Regions from separate parts of the Mus musculus genome. Here region 1 is linked to region 2. The links are chromatin loops, found by intact Hi-C in ENCODE. Cell type or tissue: heart. All regions are shown on one strand. Links, peaks and the distances in the headings refer to the core of each region. The heading gives the core; the rest is flanking DNA.

Region 1 (8,345 bases), core at 56-8,055, 55 kb after region 2:
TACTTGTCCCAGATTGGCAGACCTGTTAGGAAATGATTGGGATGTGTGATCTTGTTGGACGTGTGTCACCAGGGATGGATACTGAACTTTCAAAAGATACTTCATTCCCGGGCTCTCTCTTTCTCTGCTTTCTACTTGTGGATCACTGTAAGCTCTCAGCTGTTCCTGCCTCCATGCCTCTGTTCCTCTCTCTGAGTCTAACGCCTAAAATCACATGACTCAAATTAAATGCTTTCCTTCATAGGTCGTCTTGCATAGAGTGTTTTATCACAATAATTGAAAACCATTTTCCTTTCTGATTATATAATATAGAATGAGATTTACCTTATGCCCATAAGATATATGGAATCCTGATCCTCCCAAGTCTGACCTCTGATCCCTACTTTGTTTCTAATGATATTTGGAACATGGGAAAGAGATAATTTTAAGATTCTCTGGAAAAGCTTCCCTATCTTAATGTCAACATATTTCTAGGGACACTTCTTAGTTTTCTGGGGTCTGCTTAAGAAAGCATGTATAATCCAGGAATGAGTACAGAATCCTTTCAACCATCAGAAGTTCACTAAAGCTGGCAGAGAATAGACCATGTGATTCGCTGTGGCCCACAGCCAACTTCATAAACATAAGCATTTGGCAGGCTGCCAGCTTTCCTTACAATTTTATCTGTCAGCCTTAAACCCAGGAGAAACTTCTGGGAGAGCTGTTTTCCTGCTTGCATTCTGACCAACTCAGTGAGTTCTTGAGCTGTGAAGCGTGGAATTTCCAGAGGCAGCCATGGCCACTGTGGGTATACCCAAGCCTTGTCCACTCTCACCCTTGGCCATTCTCTCTTAAAGCCTATTTCTCTGCTAGCCACAAACTTTGACAGCTGTCTATCATTTGGTGTTTATGTGATTTCTCTGTTTCCTTTTTGATTAATTGCATCTTCTTATTCAAACCATGGCCCTCATGATGTATTCTAACCTGATCTGACAATCACTCCCTTTTAACGACAGCTTTCATCTGCTAACAGTGTAATTTTGAGTGTGGGTGGAACAAGTACTGAGTTATCAGTTATCCTCCTTCACTTGCTCCTCCCTCATTTGCCTTAATGTGGCTCTTGTATTTAACATTTTTATTCCCTTTTGTTAACTTGGTTTAGCAAGTATACTACGGATAATACCATACTTCTTTAATTTCTACATTCCATTCAGATCAAGCAAACTGTAGTAGGTCTGTAGTGGGTCCACAAGTCTAGGATTGTTTAGGAGGTCTCCAGGGTAAGACCTTGGCATAAAGTCTTTATGTCATGATTTACATATGTGAAAATACTTTCTAATACTTAAGCACTCTTACATGTCTTAATAAACACATTAGCTCTTCAAAAGCTCTTCTTCATGCGCACAGGCTATTTTACTTCATGGAAATAAAAGTCAAGAGTGTCGATTATTAAGTCCTTTTGAATAACCTGCCCAATATTATAAAAATAGATGAGAAAGAAGAGTACTTCTGAACTATGACTTGATTTCAACATGTCACTGTGTGTGTATATGTGTAAGTACATGCACATATGTATGTGATACATGTACATATAATGTGTGTATGTGAATTTATGTATATGAATATGGGTTTGCAAATATCACAATATATGTGGAGATGTTGGAAGATAACCTTACATGTTAATGCTAGCACTCCACCTTGTTTAAGACAAGGTCTCTCTGTGGTTTTTCTATTATACAAGCCAGGTTAGCTTGTCCTCTAGCTTTTGGAAATTCTCCTGTCTCTACCCCTGTGTCCTCCAAAGGAGTGCTGTGATTACAGATATCAATGCCATGTGCTCAGCTTCTATGTGGGTACTGGAAATTTAAGTTCAGATCCTGACATCTGCAGAGCATAGACTTTTATGTACCAAGATATCTTTACAGTCTCTGCTGCTACTGCTAATTCATTGCAGCCACCTCAGCAAAGACACACAACATGCTTTCATGTTTCCTGTTGCACTAGGTTTTGGCAAAACAATGCAACACACACACACACACACACACACACACACACACATACACACACACAGAGAGAGAGAGAGAGAGAGAGAGAGAGAGACAGAGAGAGAGAGAGAGACAGAGAGACAGAGAGAGAGAGAGACAGAGAGAGAGAGAGAGAGAGAGAATGCACTAAATCTGGAAGTACAAAAACTAGGAGGAAAATAACAGCCTTTTAAAGCCTACATTTCTCCAAGAATGTATCAAAGGCATGCTGACAAATGGAACAACATATAGAAAGAAAAGGAAAGGTAGACAAAAATGAACCTAAGTTTATTCACTGGAATGTGTATTTCCTATGTTTAAGTAAAAGAATTATTCTTTAGATTATATCTTATCCAGAAAGTGGTGAAATCATTGACTTTAACTGAAATAAAATCACATAGTCACTATCCTAATGGTTTCAACATGAACAGCAGAGCAGTTACTACTCAGAACTCTTTTCACCTTGCAAGACTCACCCACCCTTCTCTCTCCCAATATACAACAGTCACCACTTACTTTCTGGGCATCTTCTATAAATGATATAACATAGTATCTGTCTCTTAGTTACTGGCTATTTAAATTAGCATAATGTCCTCAATGTTCATCCATGTCCAGTCAGGTATCAGAATTATTCCCATTATAAACTAAAAAAATCCACAATACAGGTACAGTGTCTTTGCTCATTCATCTACCAATGGGTCACTGAATCTGTTGTCTACAGTGAGTATAGTGAGTATGGAAATATTTTCTTGGATCCTTGCTTTGTACTTTTCTTGGTTAAATACTAGAAAGATAATTTTAAGACACAGTTTTTGATGTTTTGAGTAATTGACACACTTCACCACAGAACAGTGGTTCTCAACCTTCCTAATTCTGCTGCCCTTTCAGTTATGTGACCTCAGCCATAAAATTAGGTTTTTTTGCTACTTCACAGCTGTAATTTTGCTACTGTCATGAATTGTAAATATCTGATATGCATGATACCTAATATATGACTCCTGTGAAAAGGTTGTCACTTCCCACAGGTTGAGAAGCACTGCCAAAGTCACTAGGGTATTTCACATTTTCACTAAATGCACACAAGAGTTCCAATTTATCTACATGTTTGGCATTTTGTTCTCTCCTTTCTGTTTTTTTATCATTGTCCTCCCAGTAAGTGTGAGTTCATGCTGAGGCTTTACTGATTCTCCTGTTCCTAATGTTAGTGCTACAGAACAGCTGTCCATGAACTTGCTGTTCCTCTGTATATTTTCTTTGAAACAAGTCTATCAGTTCCATTGCAATTGTTTTATTGTTACTCTGTTGTTGCTGAATTGTAAATTATCTAAATATTCTAAATGCTAATTCCTTGTCAGGTATATTCTTCTCAAATATCTTTTTGAGTTTTCTAGGCTCCCTCTTCAGTTTGTTAGGTATAAAAAGGAAACATGCCACAGACATTAAAATTACATGAGCTTGGTTGGTGCATAAATCAAAAGTCTGAAAACATGAAGGTCATTTAACTACTTCAAACCCTGAGCAGAGACTACTGAGTTCAGAACAGAAGATTTTATTTTCACAGCCTCCTCCTTTATAAATAAAGATATTAGCTTTTTCACCATTAACTGAATTTACACATGCAAATATTTTATAAAGGCTTCATTAAAATCAAAATATGGATTGTCAGCATGCATGTGAATTTTGTGAATAGACCTATATTTAAACTACAATTCACTATATATACTGCATATAGTTGATGAGTATGTTTTATTTTATTTTTTACATTTCAAATGTTATCCCCTTTCCCGGTTCCTCTCAGCAAACCCCCTATCCCATCGCCCTTTAGCCTGCTTCTGTGAGGGTGCGCCCCCACCCATCTACTCACTCTTGCCTCACTGCCCTAGCATTATTCCTCTACACCGGGGCATCAAGCCTTCAGAGGACCAAGGGCCTCCCCTCCAGAACGTAAGTTTAAGATTAAAAAGTAAAAACCGGGTAACTCAGTGCTTAGGATCAGCTTCTGAAACAGATCATGCCTCCAAGAAAGGAAGTAGGGTGTTTCATACTGCAAGTTTTAAATCCAGATTTGTGTTCTTACACTCACTTTTCCTAATAATGATTATCAAGATAGCTGAAAAAAATCAGGATAATATGTAGATGTAAAGAAGCAAGGGAAATGGAGAGATGCTCAGTGATTACAAACAAGTCTAATTCTTGCAGAGGACTGGAGTTCAATTCCAAAAGCCCATGGAGCATCTACCTGTACTTCCAGTTTCAGGGGACCTGATGGCATCTTTTGGACCCTATAGGAATCTGAACTCATATATACAACCTCATCCTCCACACATGTACACATAATTTAAAAAAAAAAAAAGAAGAATCACTAAAGAGGCAAGATGTGAAGGTAAGAGTAATAACGAAGCGCCAATTTCACATATTTCTTTGTTGGAGTGCTGGATGAGCAAAACCAACGACAAAGTGAGAAAGAATGAGGTGAACAGGAACCCTGGAACAGTGTGCCGGAACACGAAGCACCGCTTCCCTTTTCCGCTGACCATGAAGCTGTTTCCCGCTGGGAAATGGACATTGCACATTTTGCTTTGATTTAGCTGAGAGCCTCGCTAAAATGCCATGCTTTAAGAATGGCTAAAAATAGGTAAGAATCTAATCTCTTTCAAAGCCACATTTGTTTCTTTAACAGCACGTGTCAGAGAGGAAAGGGTCCATAAACAAAAGGTAGATGTCCAGTAGCTAAAATAAGCTGCCGTTTCCTTCCACCGCGCACCCTCAGTATGGCCGCTCTGCTGTTTCCACCAAGGAACTTCCTCTGTGGCCTGTTTTCCCAGGCTCTGCAGTGGAAGGGAGCCGCCCAGGTTCTTAGGGATGTTTGTGTTGGAAAAGCGCCCGTCTTCCACCATGCAGCTGAACACAATGCTGTCTGCCCGCACTTTCTCCATCGCCAGAGAACATCGATGGGAGCCTCCCAAACACTAGAGACATCTCTGCACTTCCACTGACCCAACACTTTTTACAAAGCTGTTCCAGGTTGCCATAAATGTTGTGTTATATTTTCATATTATAGATGTAAATGGAGCCATCACAAGGCTGTCTGTACAAAAATCTGTCACAAGTCTAGATAATTACTTTTGTGCTAGTTTGGCTCATTTACTAAAAGTCAGGCACACTTAATATGTGGAACATTTACAACTTAGTGACACTTCTTTGTAGAATATGAACTCAGTGATAGTATGGCTAGGCCCAAAGAATTACTTATTTTTATTCTCCATTCCTGTCAAGGTTTGTGACGTTTCATAGCATTCTGTATGAGTACATAAACAGAGTTGGAAACTGTGTGGAGTCAATAAGTAAATAAAATCAGCAGCTCAGAACCACAGAACTTTTAAGCTACATTGTTAGATATATTTCTCATGTTTTTGGCTATACATACAGTAATAGGTTTAGAATGTTATGCTTCTAAATATGCTTCGAAAGGTGTTTTTGTACACATCCAAACACTTAGTTTCATTTCTTTAATGCCTTTGATCTTTTGTTAGTTTTCATTATATGTATACATTTAAATATTCCAATAAAAATAATTTTAAAAATAATATGAGTTTAATATGAGCTTCAGAATTCTTAAGCTTATATATCTTTGAAACTAGTAAGCCAAAGATAGTTGCAATAATTTATTTAACATAACTCTCTCAAAAGTCCAGCATCATGCCCATTGATGTTAGGTTTTTGACAAAGGATGCATATGGAGGTAAAATGATTTTTATCCTATTTCTGCCAAGTGTTGGGGTAGTAATTGTATCTCTCAGACACACAGAGTGAGCTGCTGAGGAAGCTGATTGCACTGACAGCAGGAAGAAGCTGTTTCTTAAGGGCTCATGAGTGATGTGAAATGTGGAGAGCGATCTCCCTTCAGCACTTATGAACTTCCTCATCTCTTGAGTTTGACCCTCACATAGCAAACAGGCCTTCCTTGTCAGTGGTGAGTAAGCTCCATTTCAAACATCCCTGAACCCTCTGCATCTCCTGCCAGCCAAGGTCATGTGAAGTCTATTTATCGCATCAGTACAATGTACATTGTCCTTCCCCCTTAGCAATGTAAGAACTGGCAAAGGGTGCAGATAGATCAGAAGCACTCCAGCATGTTTTCCACTCAAAGGACAGTTACACATCTCTGTGACCCAACTAGCGTTACCTCCAATGGCTATATGTAAGAAAGACACCAGATAGTCTACAAGGTATCACTGACTGGCATGCCAACTACCCTATGACCTCATTTGTTCTTTCTAAGCATATTGCCCTCATTGGTAAAATGAAGACAATAACTGTACATTGTTTACAGATAGAACAACCACTAGGCTACATAGGATAGTGGCCATAAGGGTCTTTGGAACACCACAAAAGCTTGTTATTAAATCACTATTAATATGTTTGTGAGACCTGGGGCCAGTTGAATGAAGGGAACTTTACTGCCCAACAGCCAGGAGAAAGTACTAAACATTCGTCTATCTCTGCTTTCTACAACAATCGACTTGGGATTTTGGGGTCTGTGTTTCTTCAAACTTCTTATGTGGTATGCTAAAAGCTATATACCGGAGATACTAGTGAAGAAGGATACAGACTTTGTTTTGTAAGACTACACGTTCAGGGCTAAAAGAAATCAAGGAAGGGAACAGAGGCTGGCAAGAGAAGGTGGTTACCTTGACTTCTGCTCCTGTTGCTGTGACAAGACACCTGAGAGCAGCAGCACAGGAGAAAGGTTGTTCTGCGCAAGGGTAGACATAATGCATTTCAGAAATGCCAAGGCAGTGGGAGCTTCACACAGCTGTTCACATCCCACAATCAGGAGCAGAGAGGGATTGTCTTAGTCAGGGTTTCTATTCCTGCACAAACATCATGACCAAGAAGAAAGCTGGGGAGGAAAGGGTTTATTCAGCTTACTCTTGCACACTGCTGTTCATCACCAAAGGAAGTCAGGACTGGAACTTAAGCAGGTCAGGAAGCAGGAGTTGATGCAGAGGCCATGGAGGGATGTTCCTTACTGGCTTGCTTCCCCCGGCTTGCTCAGTCTGCTCTCTTATAGAACCAAGACTACCAGCCCAGAGATGGTCCCACCCACAAGGGGCCTGAAACCCTTGATCATTGAGAAAATGCCTTACAGTTGGATCTCATGGAGGCATTTCCTCAACTGAAGCCCCTTTCTCTGTGATAACTCCAGCTGTGTCAAGTTGACACAAAACTAGCCAGTACAGGGATGAACACAGTGTCTGTTGCCCTAGCCTCCATTATATAGACAGGATGGCAGCTAGGAAATGGTGTCCACTGGAGTGGAAGGGTCTTCACACTTCAATTAATTCAATTTAGATATGCCTCCACAGGTGGAACCAAAGTTCACCTCTCTGGTTATTCTAGATTCAACGAAGTAGTCAGCAATAACCACCTCACAGTACCTGTGGTACTCTTGCATTGTTGGCCAAATTTACAGGGCCTCCACAGTACCATGACTTGCAGAGCCCATCTCAGCCCAGGTGACCTTTCTGTAGGGCAGTGTCAATGACAGAGAAAGCAGTATGCCATGCTATCAGAAGTAGCCATGGTGGTGGTAGTTAACTTTTCTGTTAACTCTGCCCACTTTTCTGAGTTCTAACTCAAAAAGGCTAATGATTCTATCCTCCTTTTATTCTTTCTTTGAATATTAGAAGGAATACATTATTATAGTACAACTCTCCCTTAAATAGTCATCTACGTATAGTAAAATTCTGCTTCCTTAAAAAAAAAAAGCAGTAGTCTTTAAAGGGCTGAGGATATAGAATTCTTGCTTAGTATGCATAAAGCCCTGGAGCTGAGTGTGGTGGGAGATATGCCAGCAATCAGAACTCAGGAGGTAGAGACAGCAGGATCAAGAGTTCAAGGCTATCCGTGACTGGCCAAACATATTGAGTGAGCTGGAGGCCAACCTAGGCTATGAGACCCTGTCTCAAACAAGGAAACAAACAACAAAAAGGATCACCCTTGAAGTCTAATGGTAAATTAGGCATTTCAAGTTTCAATAAAGTATTGCTTTGGAAGTACCCTCAGCAGTTTTAGGATTTTCAGGAATATTCTAACCACTAAATCAAAGAAGCAGTGGTGTTTTCAGTTAAGGTTCTAACATCTATGATCATTCTGTCTGTTCATATGCTACGAGATTTTATGTATCCATGTGCATACTTAACCAAAGCATGAGAAAAATGAATGGCATTTCTGCTATTGAGGAGAGTGTTCTACCAGTATTTTTGACCAAATAAGGAACACATTCACAGAAAACCCTACTTTGGATGATGCTAATACCTGATCGTAACAAGTCTTTAC
Region 2 (8,345 bases), core at 248-8,247:
AGGCAGAACATGTTTTTATTTTTTTTTCTTGTCCTGAGGTTATGTGACCTCACGTAATATTATTCATTCTATGTCCATTCATTTTCCTGAGTCTTTTGTGACTCCACTTTTCTTCAGAGCTGGATTCTCATTATCGATTCATCTAGTTGGTGGGCAGCTAGGTTGATTTCAGTTCTTTGCCATAGTAACGAAAGCAACAATAAACATAAAGCACCTCAACCCAAGTATTTCTGTTGTAGGGGATGGAGTTCTTGGTGCGGTCCAGGAGTGAAACAGCAGGGTTGCAAGGTAGTTCTAATTTTAAGTTTGAGAGACACGGCCAAACTTATAGACACAATGGCTGTATTAATTTGCACCCCTCCTTGTAAAACAGTGAATAAAGATTTCTCCACTCCACATCCCTTCCAAACATTTATTGTCAGATTTGTTGAAGATAGTCATTCTAACTGGAGCAACATAGTATTTCAGAATAGATTTTCATTTGTAATTCCCCAATCACTTTTAAAAATAGTTACTGGTATTGGATGGATCACAGGGGCCCCAATGGAGGAGCAAGAGAAAGTACCCAAGGAGCTAAAGGGGTCTGCAACCCTATAGGTGGAACAACAATATGAACTAACCAGTAGTCCCCGGAGCTCGTGTCTCTAGCTGCATATGTAGCAGAAGATGGCCTAGTTGGCCATCATTGGAAGGTGAGGCCCTTGGTCTTGCAAACTTTATATGCCTCAGTACAGGGGAACGCCAGGGCCAAGAAGTGGGAGTGGGTGAGTAGGGGAGTGGGGGGGGGTGGTATGAGGGACTTTTGGAATAGCATTTGAAATGTTAATGAAGAAAATACCTAATAAAAAATATATTTACTGGTCCTCAAGTAATACTATGTCTATTTTTTTATCTTAGCCATTCTGACTGGTGTGAGGTGGAATCGCAGGGTTGTTTTGTTTTACATTTCCCCGATGACTGAGGATGTTGAACATTTCTTTAGGTGCTTCTCGGCAATCCTGGGCATATACCCAAAAGATTCTCCAACATCTAACAAGGTCACATGCTCCACTATGTTCATAGTAGCCTTGTTTATAATAGCCAGAAGCTGGAAAGAACCCAGATGTCCTTCAACAGAGGAATGGATACAGAAAATGTGGTACATTTACATAATGGAGTACTACTCAGCTATTAAAAAGAATGAATTCTTGAAATTCTTAGGCAAATGGATGGAACTATAAAATATTATCCTGAGTGAGGTAACCCAATCACAAAAGAACACACATGGTATGCACTCACTGATAAGTGGATATTAGTGCAAAAGCTCAGAATACCCAAGATACAATTCATAGACCATATCAAGCTCAAAAAGAATGAAGACCAAAGTGTGGGTGCTCTGGTCCTTCTTATAAAGGCGAACAAAATACTCATGGGAGCAAATACAGAGACCAACTGTAGACAGAGACTGAAGGACAAAAACTGCCCCACCTGGGGATACATCCTATATACAGTCACCGAACCCCGACACTATTGTGGATGTGCTGGCTGAAAGGAGCCTGATATAGCTGTCTCCTGAGAGGCTCTGTCAGAGCCTGACAACAGAGATGAGCCAACCATTGGACTGAGCATGGGGGCTCCAGTGGAGGAGCTAGAGAAAGGACTGAAGGAGCTGAAGGGGTTTCAGCCCCATAGGAAGAATGACAATATAAACCAACCAGACCCCGAATTGCTCCCAGAGACGAAGTCACCAACTAAAGAGTGCACATGGAGGGACCCATGGCTCCAGCAGCACATGTAGTAGAAGATGGCCTTGTCAGGCATCAGTGGGAGGAGAGGCCCTTGGACCTGTGAAGGCTGGGTGGACGCCCCAGTGTAGGAGAATTTGAGGGTGGGGAAGCAGGAGTGGGTTGGTGGGTAGGGAAACACCCTGATAGAAACAGGGGGAGAGAGGATGGAATAGGAGGTTTTTGGGGGAGGGCCAGAAAGAGGATAACATTTGAAATGTAAATAAAATATCCAATAAAAGATAGTTACTGGTCATTTGCTTCACCCTCCTCTATATTTTAGAACCGTCTATTCAGTTCATTTACCCATCCATTGGTTGGCAGTTTCCATGGTATTTAACTTCTGAAGTTCTCTGTGAATTCTGGATATTATCCCTTTGTTTGAAGTATAGCTGGTAAAGATTTTCTTCCATTCTGTAGACTGTCTGCACGCTATGCTGTTTTTTTCCTCTTTGCTGTAAGAAAACTTTTATCTTTTTTATAGACCCATCTATTGATACTTGGGACTAGTTTCTGTGGTACTGGTGTTCTTTTAAAGAAGTTCACACTGACCCCTTAGTGTGTATATTTTGATGGATGAATATGTAATTTTCATAAATGTTTTGATAAACACTTGACTGTTTTAACAATGGTTTAATTATGCTTTATGCATAGGGGAATATACTGAGAATTTCTAAAGTAATATTTTAAAAATTCTGCTCCATTTCTGAAGTTTTAAGTATCTTTATTTTCTTTAGAGTCATTTCCTTTAATCAATCTTTCTTTTATGCATTTAAAAAGTGGTCTGGCTGGCCATGATGGAGCACACCTTTAATCCTGGCACTTGTGAGGCAGGAAGAGCTTTGTGAGTACACCAGTCTGGTCTACACAGTGAGTTCTCAACCAGTTGCAGCTACACAGTGAGATGTACGAAGGGGTTGGGGGAGGGAGAGTATGGAGGACAAATGGTCTGGTAATTCTCTGCTGTCTCATGTTTCCATGAGAATGGCAGCAACGGCAGGAAGTAGGTTTCCTTGGCATTCAAGAACCTCAGTATATTCTTATTTTGGTACAAAAGGCTTAAAGACAGTAGTCCTAGATGCTGCACATGGAACAGAGTTAGACTAATTAGAATCCCACTGCACCACTGGGCAGTGGTGGCGCACGCCTTTAATCCCAGCAGGGCTGGGAGGCAGAGGCAGGTGGTTTTCTGAGTTCGAGGCCAGCCTGGTCTACAAAGCGAGTTCCAGGACAGCCAGCAGGGCTATGCAGAGAAACCCCGTCTCGAAAAACCAAACAAAAACAAAAACAGAATTCCACTGCACTGAAAGACTGCTTGACTTTTTGAGTTAAGCCATGCATTGACATAGGTAACTAAGTTTCTAAATACAGTAATCACTATATTGGCTTGCTGGTCAGTCTTTACATTTAGTCCTCATCAAAATAAGGTTCCATTTTATTTTTACATGCTGTTCTTGCTGGATTGTTGTTGTTGTTGTTAACTAGACTAGACACAAATTAAGTTTTCTATGAAGAGGAACCTCAGCTGAGAAAATGCCTTTGTCAGACTGCCTATATATAAGTCAGTCTTGAATTTTCTTGATTAATGATTGATGTGGGAGGACTCAGCTCACCATGGCTTATGCCACCCAACAAGGCAGGCTGGGCAAGCCACGAGAATCTAGCAGTAAGAAGTATTCTTCCATAGTTTCTGCCTCCAGATTCCTGCCTTGACAGATTTCAGTGATAACTTTGACCTGAGAGTTGTGAGATGAAATAAATACTTCTCTCCTCAAGTTGCTTTTGATTAAGATATTTTATCACAGTAAGAGACACACTAAGACACATGCTTTCTTTAGCATATAGCCAAACAGGATTCCTTGTTTTAAATTCATGGTAATATTATGGCTTGAAAAGTAATCTACAGTATTTGAGTATTGACTAATCACTATGAGATAGAGATCAGGACAACATGCATACATTTGAGAGTCTCATCATAGAACTGGGTCTTTGCATTCTGTGGCTGGCATGCATCTATCTTCTGTTTAATTCGTATGACACCTCCAGTGGAGATACCATGATTCCTATTTTGCAAATTGTACAAAAAGTTCAGAGATAGAGAAATGGGTCAGCAGGTAAAGACACATACTGTGAAGCCCTACAACCTTAGCTTGATTTTTTAACCCACAGAATAAAAGAGAACTGACTCTCAAATTTGTTCTCTGACCTTATATCTGTACTATAGCATTCATGCCCCTACTCCTATACATACAGAGAAAATAACTAAATAGGTAAAATATTTTAAAAGTCCAACTAACAAATTATTTTTCCTACCCTTGAGGGTATGTGTGATAGAAAGTCTGCCAGACTCAGAAAAGCAGCAAGCATATTAAAAAGAATCACAAAAGCTCACTTAGGCAAGGATTAACTCAAGTAAGGTTATATTAACTCACCAAGAAAATATAATCAGAGCCGTACTAGAATATTTGCAATTAACATTTTCTAAGCTGAATGATCCTTTACATTCAATTGAACAAGTTTTAGTCACATATATCCAAGGCTTGCAGAGGATTTGAAAGTATTTTTTAATAAAAACACTTCAAGTCCTTCTTAAGTACTTCTGCGGCCTCACCTCTGAATGGAACAGGAAGGCTGGGAGTGGAGAGCAGTTGCTGCTGCCAAGAACAAAAGGAAGCCATCGTTTCCACTGTCAAAATAGAAACACTGTCTCCAAGTCGTCTAGTGTACAAAAACATGTGACTTTTATTTAATCAACACCTCAGAAAATTGACCTTCGGGATTTGCCAAGTTGCCGAGGGGCTCAATTTGGAAGTGACTGTGACTCGGGTCTGTCAGAGCAGGTGAGGCATCTGCCACATCGACAAGGCAATCTATGAAAAGTATCATCCCCTGCACTTTCATCTTTCATCATTAGGTCTTCAGGGTTAGTGATTTGGCCTACATCTGCATAGCTGCCCATAAGGCACTGCAGGGCTACCACTAGTGATCTCAATTTAATATAAAACTGGTCAAGCAGAGAATATTTTTGTATGTTATATTAAACTGTTGTTGGAGGCTTTACCTAGTAGAGACTCAGTAAGTTTTACAAATAAGTGCCTTTTTAAATTTGCTCTTAAGTTTAGAACTCCCTTGGCCCTGAACACTTTCCGTTTTTTCTTGAGGAAATAATTACTATTTGATCCAGAGTCCTTGATGCCTTGTGCCTTAGGTTCTCAGGAAGATTAGAAAAAGTGAAAGATTTTTTTTTACACCTATTTATCTATCTAGCCATCCATCAATCTGTCTATCATCTATTATCTATCTGTCCAATCTAATGTATCACATATCTATGCATCTACATATTTATGTATCTATTTATCATCTATCTATGCATTTATCTATCATCTGTCTACTATCTATTACTTATTTTCTATGTATCTTTGTATCTATCTATGCACACACATATCTATATATTTATATAAATCTGTCATCTATGTATATATCTTATTCATCATCTACTATCTATCATCTATCTATGTATCTATCTATATCTATGTATCTATGTATCTATCTATCTCTACCTATCATCTATCTATCTGTCGTGTGTGTGTGTGTGTGCGCGCGCGACATGACTCATGGCATATGAGCATAATTTGTGGGATTGCTTGTCTCCACTCATCACATGAATTCTAGAGATCTAACTCAGATCATCCCACATGAGGGCACACAACTTTATCTGCTGAGCCATCTCACCATGCCCACCAATTGAATTTTTATTGCTATTTTTCTTGAGTCCCTTTCCCCTTTGTTTTCTGTTACATATACTTTGAGTTCTCCTGGCTTATTGATAGACATGTTAGGAAAAGGTAGATTTTATTTCCACTCATTCAAAAAAATTCTAGGTTCGAATAATGCTTATGATCCCTTTTGACATTTACCGCCATTTAGAAAGAAAACGTATCTTTCCAATATAAAAAGAAAAAGGAGTCAAACTACTCTCTTACAAACACTATTTACCTTTGAGTGTCCCCTTAAACACTCCTTCCTGCCCTCTGAGACCACAAGCCTAGGAACTGTAAAAACAAGGTGTATCTGGAGTCTGGGTATCTAACCCAGTGAGGAAGGCATCTTACTGCTACACTATTAAATTCATGATGACAATTTGAGACTTTTGACATCAAAACCTAATCTTCTGCATGGCACATAGCAAAAGACTCAGAGGACTGTGAGTCGTCTTCCACATCTCAGGCAAGATGACAAGGGACCTGCAATGCCACTTTGATGTTGAACATCTCAGAGACGCCAGTCCCTGGACCCACATGACCTCCCATGATTCCCAGAGGCCCATCCAGCGTCAGACCAGTCACCTGTCATCTTCTTACCTCCACCCCCTTTCAGCTGTACTGAAAGTGAAGGTTAAAGATTAAAAATGAAACTGTCACCATATATCTATCACAAAACCTTGTATTTAGTGTTTCTAAAACGTTTAAAATATAAAGTGATAGCTGCTTTTCTTTTACCATAGATTGCATTTCTTCAACTGTTATGTCTTCTTAGTTTCATACTGGTGACTTCTTAAGTTTACTATCTATAAAACTATCAAACGCATGAAGCTTTCAAGCTGCTCAGCATAATACAAGGTGCTCAATGTCCTGTACTGGATTCAGACCACATCATATGCCTTACACTGAACAGAGCCTTGCAGTGGTCTTTTGCTACCTGAGTGACAGGTGTATAGGGGCTGAGAAGTTCCAGATCAATCAAGATTATAATATCATCCCTCCCTCCCTTTGACTAAGAGCCTAAAGGTGAGTGAGTGACTTCCTGAATTTTTGTTTTCCATGGCATCCATGCAGACAAGTGGCTAATTCTTCTTGCTCTAGCTCAAGAATCTCTTAAAGTTCCTTCATTGCTGTCTCAGTAGCCTCAGGTCTGCATGCCATCACATGCCCTGGTGTAACGGAGGCTGGCTCTACCCTCTAGTAACACAAGGACCATCACCTTCCTGCATTCTTTCTTATGGTTCCCTCTTCTTTTCATCTAACACAATGTAGGTGATTAAAACTCTCCTTCAGTCATCAGACCACTAGAGGTGTCAGGTGAGTGGGGTCTGTCAAAGATTTTGGACATCTGACATCTTGGTCTCAGATACAATACATGTTCATTATTCTACACATCCCCTCCAAATGCATTGCCATAATGTGATAAAGCAGCATATGAATGTGGGCAGGCAGTTGGGGGCGGGATCCTCCAGGACTGTGAAAGCCTAGGTGTCTAAGGATTACCCATCTGATATGCCCACCCACATCTGCAGCCCCAGCAATGAGGCTGCCAGTTCATTATGTTTGCCTTCTTATTTGTGTACATTGCCAAAAGTTTGGGACATACAGACTTGCACAAAATGTGAAGATGATTTATTCAAACTGTTTCCTGGGTTTGTACTAATGAATAAAAGCATATATATTGAATATTGAAAGATGCCCTGACAGATGTTCTTTTGTGTTTCAGTGGTAATCCCCAAAGACTAATATACCATAAAATATGTGGAGAAAGGTATGCAACTAGGTTTACACTCATATAATGTGTTCTTGTCTAACACATATATATCCTGCAAAATTACCACCTAAAGTCTGCTCAATTCCACTGAGTGGTTAGCCTATAGACCATGAAAAGTCACACCATGATTTTCCCACGGATCCTTCTTGCCACTCAAGCAGGCTTGGTGATGTGTATCTCCTTGTAATGGTGACAAGATCAGCAGCTGAGCCCATCATTTGGGGAAACTTGTATAGAATTGTTTCTAGCCCTATCCAAAATCAACAGACTACACAGTCAGTAAATTAAATGTTTCATACACAAACCACCTGTCTAACACACAATTATGGCGGCCCAAAATAACTTGGCTTTATTGGTCAGAAAACACTCACCTCAGCAAAACTACCAATCCCCAAAATAACCTGCATGGATACTGAGGTCCAGACCTAAGTTTTCAAGGTCAGCTCTCAGGACTTGAGGCATTCCTCATTTTCCTTTGCTAAAAGGAAAGGATGGTTCACTATTACCAAATTTTACCTGGCATGTTTTTAGATTAGCAATTGAGGAAAATACTAACAACTGGAATGAGATACTCATCCTTAGGACAATCATGGATTACATTTGGTTGCTTTTAATTCTGGTCTGTGTTTTTTTGTTTTGTTTTAAAGGACACACACAGAAGAAAGTTTGATAATGTATGAAGAAAATTAGATATGTCACCGCACTATAGTGTTTATTCACTTACTTTATCTTCAAAGAATTTAAGATTTGTTCCCTCTATCTATTGTGTCAGTGATGGACTCAGGCAAACAGAATTCACGCATTTCTCATGTGTCTTTACATCCTGGTAGAACCAGGGTCTTTTGGAGACTCAGGTATCACTGACTAAATGCTGGTACCATATGATGCTGAGCACAATACTTCAGGAGGCTGCAAGTGTGGAGTCAGTTATGGTCCTGTTCTTAACATACCTTAGACTCAAAGGGTCCACTGAAGTGGTATTACCTAAGATTACCCCTGAGTTACCCACTAACAACATTTCTGCTTCCTGTTCTCTCATCTTTATGT

Evidence for each region. A loop is a pair of places that touch in the nucleus more often than their neighbours do. Peaks named below come from ENCODE experiments on the same cell type or tissue, not always from the same donor. Only the 100,000 strongest peaks of a DNase experiment are listed, where the experiment ranks them.
Region 1: a loop joins it to region 2, with 5 times the contacts of the local background. A loop is called at or near these places in 3 of 42 quality-filtered maps.

The regions. Positions count from the first base shown.
Region 1 is chr11:12,331,549-12,339,893 of GRCm38, forward strand. All of the region lies in intron 7 of Cobl (cordon-bleu WH2 repeat), which reads right to left. All of the region lies in intron 4 of Gm12002 (a long non-coding RNA gene), which reads left to right. Among named protein-coding and RNA genes, the nearest start is that of Gm12002, 21 kb to the left of the region's middle. In heart, for the core only: no CTCF peak of the experiment used is centred there; a DNase peak (open chromatin) is centred at 4,843; H3K27ac peaks cover 336 bases.
Region 2 is chr11:12,276,467-12,284,811 of GRCm38, forward strand. All of the region lies in intron 9 of Cobl (cordon-bleu WH2 repeat), which reads right to left. Among named protein-coding and RNA genes, the nearest start is that of Gm12002, 34 kb to the right of the region's middle. In heart, for the core only: no CTCF peak of the experiment used is centred there; no DNase peak of the experiment used is centred there.